Regions from separate parts of the Mus musculus genome. Here region 1 is linked to region 2. A link is a contact called in ENCODE Hi-C or POLR2A ChIA-PET data. All regions are on one chromosome and are shown on one strand. The core of a region is the stretch at or near the end of the contact, and the rest is flanking DNA. Distances in the headings are between cores, read along the strand shown.

Region 1 (5,325 bases), core at 268-2,767, 61 kb before region 2:
TCTTAACCGCTGAGCCATCTCTCCAGCCCTCTGGCTAGCTTTATTAAAGTTTAGTAGTGGTGGGACTATATCTTCAGATGCACAGTTTGATAGGCTGAGCATCTTTATCTCCCTACAGACACCCCCACTCCATTGCTCATGCAACCCTTGTATTGAGTTCTGTGCGACAATATTGCCTTTTGCAGGGCTTCTACGAGTTGGAATTTTGTCTGTTCACGAGGCTTCTCCTAGCCGCTTCATGCCAACAAGCTAACACTAATTCCTCAGGCTGTTATTGGACATGCTACTGTTTTGTTCTTGATTCTTGATTTCTTTGTTCTGTTTGGTGTGTGTACATGTTATGCATGCATGTGTGTGTATGCGTCCACGTGTGTGAGTTCATGTACATGAGGGTGTATGTGGAGGCTAGAAGTTGCATTTGGGCGTTTTCCTTAATCACTTTCTATTTTGGTCACCGAGGCGTAGTCTCTTGATGAACTCTGAGCCTGCCAATTCTAGCTGCTCTAGATAGCCAGGTTGCCTGGGCTCACCGGTGGCTGTCGTGCCTGCCTGGCTTCTGTGTGGGTGTTGCAGATCTGAACACTTGCACAGATGCTGAGCCATCACCCTGTCCCTATATTGTCCCTTTTTATGGTGGAGGACCACATTAAATTGATAGCCAAGAATCAGATCATCTACTCCCCAGGGCATGTCCTTCCCACATTTCAGGGATAATGAACAGAGCACTGGTGGGAGGGGGCCCGTTTCCCCATCCCCCACACTGCCCAGGAGAGGAAAGAAGGCCGGTGTCTGAGCCCCTGGCACGAGAGGCAGAGACTATACAGGAAGGCAGACTTGGGACCCGACCATTGCAGTATTTGAAAAGACTTCCTGAACAGCTTTCATGTCATCAGCCACTGCTATGTGAGAGCCTGCTAGGTTCTTCATCACTGTTCTTTATAACCCAGCCCACCCTGGCTCCCCTACACACACCTCCCCTGCAAAAGCCAGAAACAAGCTCTCACTGGGTGTGTGTGTGTGTGGTGTGGCGGTGGTAGCAACTCATTCAGGACTGAAGAGCTGTTTGGAGCCAATCAGGACTCAGCCCTGAGTTGGTGGCAATTGTTTCTTCCTCCCCATACTGTCTTCCTGGAGGAGGTAACCTTGTCCTAGGAGTTCCCAAGGTTACCAGCAGCAATAAGACCAACGGGGACGCAACTTTGATTCCCCCGAGAGCCTAAGGGCCCTTCCCACAGCACTGGCTTGACACAGATGGCCCTGTGGAAGGCTCTCCAGCCTCTGATTAGGAAAATGTTCTCTCCAACAGCTCTGGAATGTCTAAGATAAACTTGAGGGTAACAACTATGTAAGAACCAAGCCACTAGAACTGGGATGCTCAGGGCCAGGCAGGCCCAGACAGATCTGCCTCTACTGTGCTGGCACCACCGACTCCCAGGACACTGACTGCATCAGCCTTTTTGCTGGGAGGCAGGATGAGGATGCCAAAAGCAGGGCTTCAGCTGTGTGTGCCCCCACATCAGCCCCCAGCCCCCCACAGCACTCTGCCGCTGGTGCTGATCCTTTCCATGCCTTTCCAGAAGACCCAGAGGGGCAAGGATGGGCTCGCAGTTCAGAAACCAGAGTGAGGCCTGTGTCGGCTGTCTGTTCCCGTCTTCTTGTGGTCTCAGTTTTCCCACATAAAGCACGAACCAGGGAGAATTCTAGATCTTCGAGGTACTAATGTTGTTGCAAGGGGGCTAAGAACTTGGAGCAGCCCCTTGAGGATGTAGAGGGCCAGCCCTTCTCTTTGGCATAGGGGAAAGTCTCAGCACTGCCTGCAGTCTCTATTGGCTGCTTAGTCATGGGATGTTCCCAGCTTTGGTCTCCCATGTGGACTTTGGGTGAGGCTTCCTGGGGCCCCTAGGTTTGGTAGTAGGGTAGAAATGGGACAGTAAGGCTGGAACAGGGCTAAGACTTAGATCCTGGCCTCTGGGACAGCATAGTTTTTGCTGTTTTGTTTTTCTCCCTTGGAGAAGGGACTTGTCCTAGGTCAACTTTTAAGAACTCCCTTGCTTTTCTTGGCCCTGATAAAGAACTGGCATCTCCAGAGAGAAGAAGGGAAGCGAGGGAGGGGGAAAAATCCATAGGGCCAGGCCTCGCGGGAGAGGGATAGGGAGAGGGAGAGGGAGAGGGAGAGGGAGAGGGAGAGGGAGAGGGAGAGGGAGAGGGGGGAGGGGGAGGGGGGAGGGGTGGGGAAGGGGGAGAGGGAGGGGGAGGGAGAGGAGAAGAGAGGAGGGCCGCTCCACCGAAACCAGGTCAGCCTCTTGCCATTCCTGACTAGTATCCCAGCGAAACTGGCGAGCACACACCTGAGGCCATTTGCTCGGCGTCTGGGGTTTTACGATCAGAGAGCAGTCTGAGGTAAGCAAAGGATGAGTTCATCTCCTCGCCCCCGCCCCGCCTCCCTCCTGTGGTCTGTGCCAGGCCCTGAGGCCTCCACAGCTTGGCCCTGGGGCGCCTGATCACAGAGTGTGGGGAAGAGGTGTCTCCTCAGTTTGGAGCATGCCCACCTAGGCCCCCTGGCTGTGGTTAATGGGGGAGAGGCTGCCAGCAACTTGTCCTAGCCAGGATGAGGGGGGAAGAATGGGGGAAGTTGAGGCAGACAGAGACAGGTAATCGTTTTCATCTACTCCTGCTTCACCCCAGGTCCTGTCTCAGCGCTGAGATTACAAGGTGTGTTCTCTCACAGGCTTGACTTACATTCTGAAACACGACAGAAGGTGACCCTGTTTTCTGGAAAGTTCCAGAAGGTCATTGACTATCTCTGCTCCCCTTAACCGCTTTCTTCACAGGACTCCTTCTTCATCTGGGACCCGCTTCCCTTTTATACACTAGAGCCCCCCTGCTCAGGACACTGGGTGATGTGCCAATGGACTGATAGACTTTGAGATGTAGCCTGCCATCTTGGAAGCTCTATGCAAAGCCCAGCTCAGAAAAGCTGTCTCATTTTCACTATGGGTGGGCTCTGGATGCAGGGTGTCAGCTCTTTTCTTCAGCTCTGCCAGAGATCTCATAGACATGTCCCAGACCACTGACTCTGGCATAGAATAAACCCTTGGGGCTGTTTCATGGCTTCCATCAGCTGCCCCAACACTGTCCTCCCCAGCTCTCATACCTTAGCCAGCCCTTGGGAGAGCCTTTCAGAACTCCGAAGGCTTAGCTAGTAGAGTAGGGGCAGCAGGTTCAGGGCTGGCTTCTGTTGTGAGGAGTAGACAGGGTTGTGGACCTAAGTACCAGCAGAACGCTCTGGGGGCCATGGGGTCAGAGTCTCCGGACAGACTGTGGCTCTAGTCAGATTGAGAGTCTATGGTCAATCTGGCTTCTACATGCTTGCTTTTCTTAAGTTCTTCTTTGTGCCTCCCTCCCCCTCTCTCCTCTCATCCTCCCCCTCCCGCTCCCCTTCTCTTGTTTTGCACAAAATCCTCATGCTAGAGAATTTCCCACATAGTCAATCCCTTCTCAGTCATGGCAGAAGCCAGACATGCCCCACAGCCTCCTTAGGGAAGACCATGGGGACAAGACAGTACTGTCTCAATGTTGATGAAGAAGAACGCAAGGGTTTTCTTTAGATAGTGCGGTATGAAGGCCTCTGACCCTTCAGTGTAACAGTAGCAGAATTCTGGTCTAGCCACATAGTGGAACAGTGATAGTGCAGCTCCTAGCCTGTGGCTGCAGAATTCTTGGCTTCCTAACCTCCAAGTCAATCTTGGGCCTCCCAAGGACTCTGAGCTTCCTAATGACCTTGACCACTCATCTAGAGTGGATTGAGTTGTGGTCTACCTTCCTTTTTTGCAGAAGTCTGTCACTCAGAAAAACTCACTGGGTAGAAAGAGATGGCAAAAGGAAGCCCGGCCCTAGCAACAGGTTTTAGAAAGGCTGGGAACTCTGGGGATGTAGCCTGGGGGCAAAAGTGCTTACCTGACTGCTGTGCAACACTGGGTTCTATCCCCAGCGTTGGGGAGCATAAAGCAAGACTTCTTCTCTAACGGTCCTTCCAGCTGCTCCTGCGTTTATGGACCACGCCCACACTCAGCACCTCATTTGTTCCATGGGTGACCCATGTTTTAGTTTGGGTGCCTTCTGTGTCTCAGGTGATAATGGATCATATGGTAATTAATTTAAATGGTACAGAAAGCGAGTCTCTGTTACACAGGAAATGAAGACACTAAATGTGCCTCAGGGTGGTTTGGGGATGGTTAGGGCTGTTTGTCTGTCTTCTGCTTCCAATATTCTGCTGCCGGTTGAAGTTTCTTCTCTCCCTCCTGGCCTTATACTACACCACATATCAGGTGCCCTGAGATCTTTTGCTCCCTAAAGAACACCATGACAAGGTGGAGACCATCCCACAGAGCAGAAGTTTGGGAGCAATAAAGCGAGAGAATTGGTGACAGCAAACCATCTTTTCCTTTAAGCTTAAAAGAAAATCCTCTCACTTATTTTGATTTATGTGTATGAGGGTTTTGCCTGCATGTATGTCAGGGCACCATGGGTGTGCCTGGTGCCTAAGGAGGCCAGAAAGGGGTGCTGGATACCCTTGAACTTTTGTGAGACACCACGTGGCTCCTGAGAATCGAACTCTGGTCCTCTGGAACAGTGGCCAGAACTCTTAACTGCTGAGCCATCACTTCAGCCTTGCTTGCAGAAGTCTTTGTCTAAAGATCCCCTTCTGTGTGCTTGGCAGGAGATTGGAAAGATCACCTTCTCTGCGCTTGCAGCTTCTGTGGCATGGGGCTATTTTCAACTCCTGCCAATGGTCTTTTCTTCTGCAATTTCTGTTATTTTAGCATTAAATTGCCTGGATTGATGCTCTTATAGTTTAAATATTTCTTTTTCCCTCTTCCCTCCCCTCCTTTTCCCCTTCTACCTCCTTTCTCCCTCCTTTTTTCTTCCCCTGTCCTTCCCTCTCTCTTCCCTTCCTTCCTTCACCTATCACCTCCCTTCACCCATGCCCTCTACATAGGGTCTAAGAAGCCCAGACCAGCTGCAAACTCGCTCCCTCCCTGAGGATGACCTTGAACTTCAGACCCTCCTCCCACTTCTACTTTCCATGTCTGGGATTCCAGGTTTACACCATAAGCCTGACTTGTGATGTGTAAGGATGGACCCCAGGGCTTCTTGCATGCTAGGCAAACATTGAATGACACCCCTAATCCTATTTTTAAATCTCCCCTACTTTCCATCTTTTGGTTAGTTTGTCCTAATTACTAGATCGCCTGAACCTTATCTCCTAGCACCGCTGTTTCATCTGCCAGGGTTTTTAGTTGACAAGGGTGTTTGGCTTTTGTT
Region 2 (5,741 bases), core at 575-3,074:
GGGGGCTTGAGAAGGTAGGCTTATACAACCTATGCATGGCTGTGACAAAATATGATTGTCAGAATAAAGGGGATGAGGTGATCAATAGATTCCCAGGAGTATCAAGTAAGAAAAAGGTCAGGTATGGCAAAGCTCAACCATGAGAGGCTTTTAGGGTTATAAGGCTAGGTTTAACAGCAACAGCATGGGGAGAGGGCAGATCGAAGGGAAAAGTGAGAAAGGCAGGCACCAAGCATAAATATTTTTTTGAACAAGAAATAAGATTGTAAGTGTTGGAGAAGTAGCTCGGTACAGTTTACCTAGCATGCACAAACCCTGGATTTGTGACAGACGTAGGTAGGGGATCAGGAGACAGAAGCAAGGGGGTCAGAAACTGAAGAGCATCCTAAGCTACATAGTGAGCTGGAGGCTAGGTTGCGATCATGTCATAAAACAAAAATAGAAAGGAAAAGAGAAAGAACGGGGAAGGGAAATTGAGACTATGAATTAAAGAGGGGCTGGGAAGATAACTCAGTGGTTAAGAACACTTGAGGACCTGGGTTTGGTTCCGAGTACCAACATGGAGGCTTACAACCAGTCGTAACAACAGTTCCTGAGAATCCAACACCCTTTTCTGGCCTCCAGTGGGCACTTTACCCACTGAGCCATCTCCTTATGCCCAGTCCATGTTCTTAACAGACATATATAGTATATTTTCATTAATAAACTTCTAGCATTGTCTACTGGCTTCAATTATGGTAGGCAAAACACTCATATACATAAAACACAGTCTTCTAAAAAACCAAGTGTTTTCTGCTCTTTCAGATGCCTAGAGTTCAGTTCCCAGGACCCACATCAGGCAGCCTGCAATTTCAGCTCCAGGGGGATCTTATGTCTGCTTCTGGCTTCCTCTAGCGACTGCTACACATGTAGCGTTTTTTCACTCACACACATATTCTAGGAACCTTAAAGACCCACAAATCCTGCATCCCCCTCATTTGCTTCCTCATACACTAGGCTAGCTGGCCAGAGAGCTTGCAGGGATGTCTCCTCACTCAAGACATCTGTCTGGCTGTAACAGCTGGGTTTTACAGAAAGGTAAAGCCACAGCGTCTGGTTTTCCATGAATCCTCACGATTGCTTTGCAAGCACTTTACCCACTTACCACCTCTTCATATATACTATATTTTCATTAATAAAATTCTAGCATTGTCTACTGGCTTAAATTATGGTAAAGGCATGGATTTTGTCCTGACATCTCTTCCCTTCCTCTTTCCAAAATACTTTTGAGGTTCTTTGAAATTATTCAGTGTTTATTTGATTATGCCTATTATCCACAGCTGCACACTATGGTACAGTTTCATTCCTTCTCAAGGTAGCTACAAGCCTTGTTTGTTTGTTTGTTTGTTTTTGAGACAGGGTTTCTCTGCATAGCCCAGGCTGGCCTTGAACTCAGAAATCCACCTGCCTCTGCCTCCCAAGTGCTGGGATTAAAGGCGTGCGCCACCACAGCCCGGCTGATAGCCACAAATCTTAAAACAAATACAAAATAAATTCAGTCAAAAACTTGACTCAGTTAATGAGGATCATAAGATGTTAGAAGGAACTATAGAGTGAATATAAAGCACCCATTGTTGAAGTAAAAATGATAACTGAATCACCCAACTTATGTCAAATGGCTTTCTCTGAGAAGAGGTATGAGTCAGTGAGTCTCGTGTAACATGCTGTAGAAATGTCCAGCATCCCACAGAAAGTTGAGGCTCACTCTGGCATCAGAGCATGCAGAAAAGTGTGGCTTGTTTCTCACTTAAGACACACTCTCTCATTCTCTATTTTTTTTTTTTTTTTTTGCTTGTTTTTCTGGCCTATTTCAATGTCCTTCACAATCTTTCTCTTCAAGAAGAAAAAAAAAATCACTATTATCTGTATAAACTCAACAGCTAAGCGGTTTCTCCACTTTATCATGCTGTCATTTTCCTTAATCCCTTGGCCTTTGGCAGAGTCCAGTGGTATTTATTGGCTCCCTCTAAGTAGGCTTCAGAGAGATGGGGGAAGGACAGAAATCCAATCCTTTAGCCTACTTGCGAGCCCTCCTTTCTGGTCTGAGCCTAGAGGGCCACGCCAGAATGGTAGCCACGCCCCTTCCCGCAGGCACGCCCCGACAGGCCCAACAATAGAGCACGAATACGTCACGTGGGCCTCGCAGTGACAAAGACAACGTGGCGAAAGACAGCGCCAAAAATCTCCGTGCCCGCTGTCTGCCACCAACTCCGTCTTGTTTCACCCTTCTCCTCCTTGCGGAGCTCGTCTGGGAGACGGTGAATTACCGAGTTACCCTCAATTCCTACAGCCCCCGACAGCGAGCCCAGCCACGCGCACCGCGGTCAAACAGCGCCGGAGAGAGTTGAACTTTTGATTGGGCGTGATCTGTTTCAATCTCCACATCTTCTCCAATCAGAAGCCAGGTAGCCCGGCCTTCCGCTCTTCGTTGGTCTGTATGTGGCAGAAGGCGGAGGGAGAGATTCCGAGCCGACGTCCCGCGAGAGCGGCGCCGGGCGCCCAGAGCGCAGGCGCACAGGAGTTGGCAAGGGCCCGGGCCGAGGGCGGGCCAGAAGACGCGTCCTTTGGCTGTGGACACCGTCGTAGAGTCGTCTGGGTTGAACCGCTGGGCCGAAAGCTTTTGTCAGGGGCCTGGGCGAGAACGAGGCCCGCGAGGTTCCGGATGGTGTCCATGACTTTCAAACGGAGCCGCAGCGACCGGTTCTACAGCACCCGGTGCTGCGGCTGTTGCCATGTCCGCACCGGGACGATCATCCTGGGGACCTGGTACATGGTAAGGGCTGGCTGGCAGGGCCGCTCCACCAGGCCAGTGCGCCTGCGCGACAAGTGGGCCTGGTGGGCAGGGGGCGGGGACGTGAAAGTTGTTGGGGCGCTACTTTTCGGGGTGCTTTTAACTGTGAACTGAGGCTTTACGAGATGGGGCTCCCCAGGATTTGGGAGGGGATGGGAATAGGATCGTCATTTCGGGTTCGGGAAGTGCGCAACCCTCATCCCGCCCCACCCCCCCATCGAAACAATTATTGTCCCGCAGTTATGCAGCCAGTTCGGACGTTTTGTCCGAATCGAAAGCGAAATCCAGTTCGGGTGCCTCCTGCAGTTTTTGTTGAGGCGTTCGGTGATGTAGCCAGAGGTCTCTGTTTTGAGTCTAGACGTTAGCCAGAATTTACAGTGGGTCAGATTTTCCTCATTACACCCCCTCCCTGCCTTGTCAGGTGGGTTTTCATCCCAAGGCCGCCTTGGTTTGGAAGAGATGTTTATTGAAAGCCTGCTATGTCCTTACTGACATTTTCTGGGCTCCAGGATCTGTGTGATTCTGTCACAGCAGATGGACGGGCTTGTTGGTTCCATATTCGGCAGAAAGTCTTGTGACTTAAAAAAAAAATTAGTTCCCAGTATCTGTTCATATGAACTTATTTGTTGCGATTTCCAAACCCGTGATTTTTTAAAGATAGTTTTAAGCAATTAAACTTTGCCGAAGCTTTGAGGAACATGTTTTGCTGGCGTGACCACTTGGATGACTTTTGAAATTTCGTCGTGGGGGTGGGGGGTGAGGGTAGGAAGTGGAGTTAGTGTGCAGTTTCTGATACTTACATGAAGAGCAAAGGAGGGAGAGGCGTACCCCTGTCCTCTCTTCCTTCTCTTTACTCTTCCCCGCCCAGTATCTTGAAGTCATTAGTAACTTTGGCAGAACACCAGATGAAAATCTTCCTCAGGCAGATGGCTTCCCAGCCCACCCCAGGGGACTATCAGACCTCTGCAGGATTGCAGCTTTTTCCGTCTTGTATCCTTATGTACATTAGAGAAGAGCCCCAGGAAAGCTTGAATGTGGTTTGGTATGCTTGCGATGAGGTTATTTTCACGTTTTCAGTACTTCTGTACTCAGAGAGTCACCCTACTGCTTCTGTAGAATTAATTCCATCACATTTTCTTTAAGAAACTGCCTCCTGCATACATTACCTGAGCTGTAGTTCTGGACCTGGACTAGTTACTGACAATCAGTTGGGTTGTATATCTCACTTTCTGTTGCTTTCCTTTTTGTTAAGAGTATGGGTTTTTCATTTCTTTGTCCTTCACCATCTTCCATTCTCTTAAATGATTAATTCTTGTCTTCCCCATCGTCCTCTTACCTCCCTGCTTTCTCCCAGAAAATGACCTTCATTGAACTTAGCAAAGCAAATAGGATTGGCACCTGGGATTCTTGCCTGAAAACTTCATCTTCCTGTTTCTTCTTCCATCCCTCCTCTTACACAGCTAACACCCATCTGCAACTCCAGTCCAAGGAGAATCTAGCCTCTTGTGGCCTCTATAAACATTGCACACAAGTTACCACAAACATGAAGACAAAACACCCACACAGTGAAATAAAAATAAACAAAAACTAAAATTAGGAAAAAAGTCCTTGCTATAGTTTTTCAATCTGCATTTTGAGTTCCCTCAAACAAAGGCCACAGCATCAAAAACTCCGACTAACAAAGAGTATAGAGAAATGCTGCCAATATATCTGAATGACTGAAGAGGTGTTTTTTTTCATCTTAAAAGGTTTGAAGCCCTTTATAAGTGCTGGGAATTGCACCCAGGACAGCAACTAGTGTTCCTAGCTACTCCAGCGTGCCCTCCCCCCCCCCCCAGGTTTTTGTTTTGTTTTTAACAGAGGGATTGAGAGAGTTCTAAATCTGTAGCACAACTGAAGCTCTTGGTGTGAAAAGCACACACACACACACACACACACACACACACACACACACCCGCCTTTGAAAAGATGCTGTCTTGAATCAACTTCCAGCTTAGAATATTGTAAACTGTTTCAGTTGGTTTGTTTTAATTCATATAAGAGACTTATTGCCTGTCTTCAGTGTAAAGGGCTCTGAGGAACATAGGAAGGGGATGATAGATGGCCCATATTACATGCCTTCAGTATTCTTACTACTTGTTGCATGGTAGGTTCTAGCTCTGCTTACTTTGGTCATGACATCATCCCTTGATGGTGATGGTATTACAGAGAACTTAGGAGCACAGCCAGGGAAGTGGAACTTAGAGTCACAGAGGAGAAGGGGCACAGTGATGCAGATTCTTATCACATTGAGGAGGAGAACATTTGTTTTGCTTAGTATGTTATTGTTGGTGACTTTAAAAAGTGTACAAGCCTTAGTTCTACAGTAGTGTGAAAACATACTTTCTGCTAGTTGGGGTGCACTTAGGAGATGAAAACAGTATCATGTATAATGCCTCCAAATAAAGAGGTCTCGTCCAAATTCTGCATTCCATTGCCATAGCAGAGACATAAGCTGACAACAGCTCGAATGACCTTTCCTCTTTATTTCCGCCTTGCCATTGTTCCCTTCCTCACCACTTTGTCATGAGCACTGCTGTTTGATTCCAGGGGACAGTATGTCTGGACCTGTGTGGGAGAATAATGAGCCGCCAGGTTGTCTGGACCAAGGCCTGCATTTATGATGCTTTCTGTGGTGTTTGAAACGTGGAGGCACAGCCCTTCCTCCTGCTGGTCTGGGACACTCTGTCAGTGACTGATATTGAAACCTTTGAAATCTAGAATTAACATTGATTTTTTTTTTTTTTTTTACATACCATCATGTATGTCAAAGGATTAATTGAATGGAGCCTATAATATAAGTTCTTGGGAGGTGGTATCAGGAGATCAGAAGTTCAAACTCAGCCTTGGTGATAGGCCAGCCTAGGCTACA

What was found. Hi-C counts contacts between places; a loop is a spot of excess contacts on that map. ChIA-PET counts read pairs that join two places held with the same protein, here RNA polymerase II (POLR2A).
Region 1: a loop to region 2 is called in a map of T-helper 17 cell, with 1.9 times the contacts of the local background. The contact joins the enhancer-like site here to the promoter of Laptm4a in region 2. A Hi-C loop is called at or near these places in 1 of 37 maps with a recorded cell type or tissue (T-helper 17 cell). POLR2A ChIA-PET finds 5 or more read pairs at or near these places in 2 of 5 experiments (both embryonic stem cell).

What each region holds. Positions count from the first base shown.
Region 1 is chr12:8,858,448-8,863,772 of GRCm38, forward strand. No RefSeq gene overlaps it. Among named protein-coding and RNA genes, the nearest start is that of Gm33483, 18 kb to the right of the region's middle. Within about 2 kb of position 1,518, at least 2 of the 3 ENCODE cell types and tissues checked have a DNase peak (open chromatin) inside an H3K27ac peak, as active enhancers do.
Region 2 is chr12:8,919,483-8,925,223 of GRCm38, forward strand. Laptm4a (lysosomal-associated protein transmembrane 4A) reads left to right here and starts at 1,825. Exons shown (of 7, transcript NM_008640.2): 1 at 1,825-2,812. The coding sequence starts at 2,477.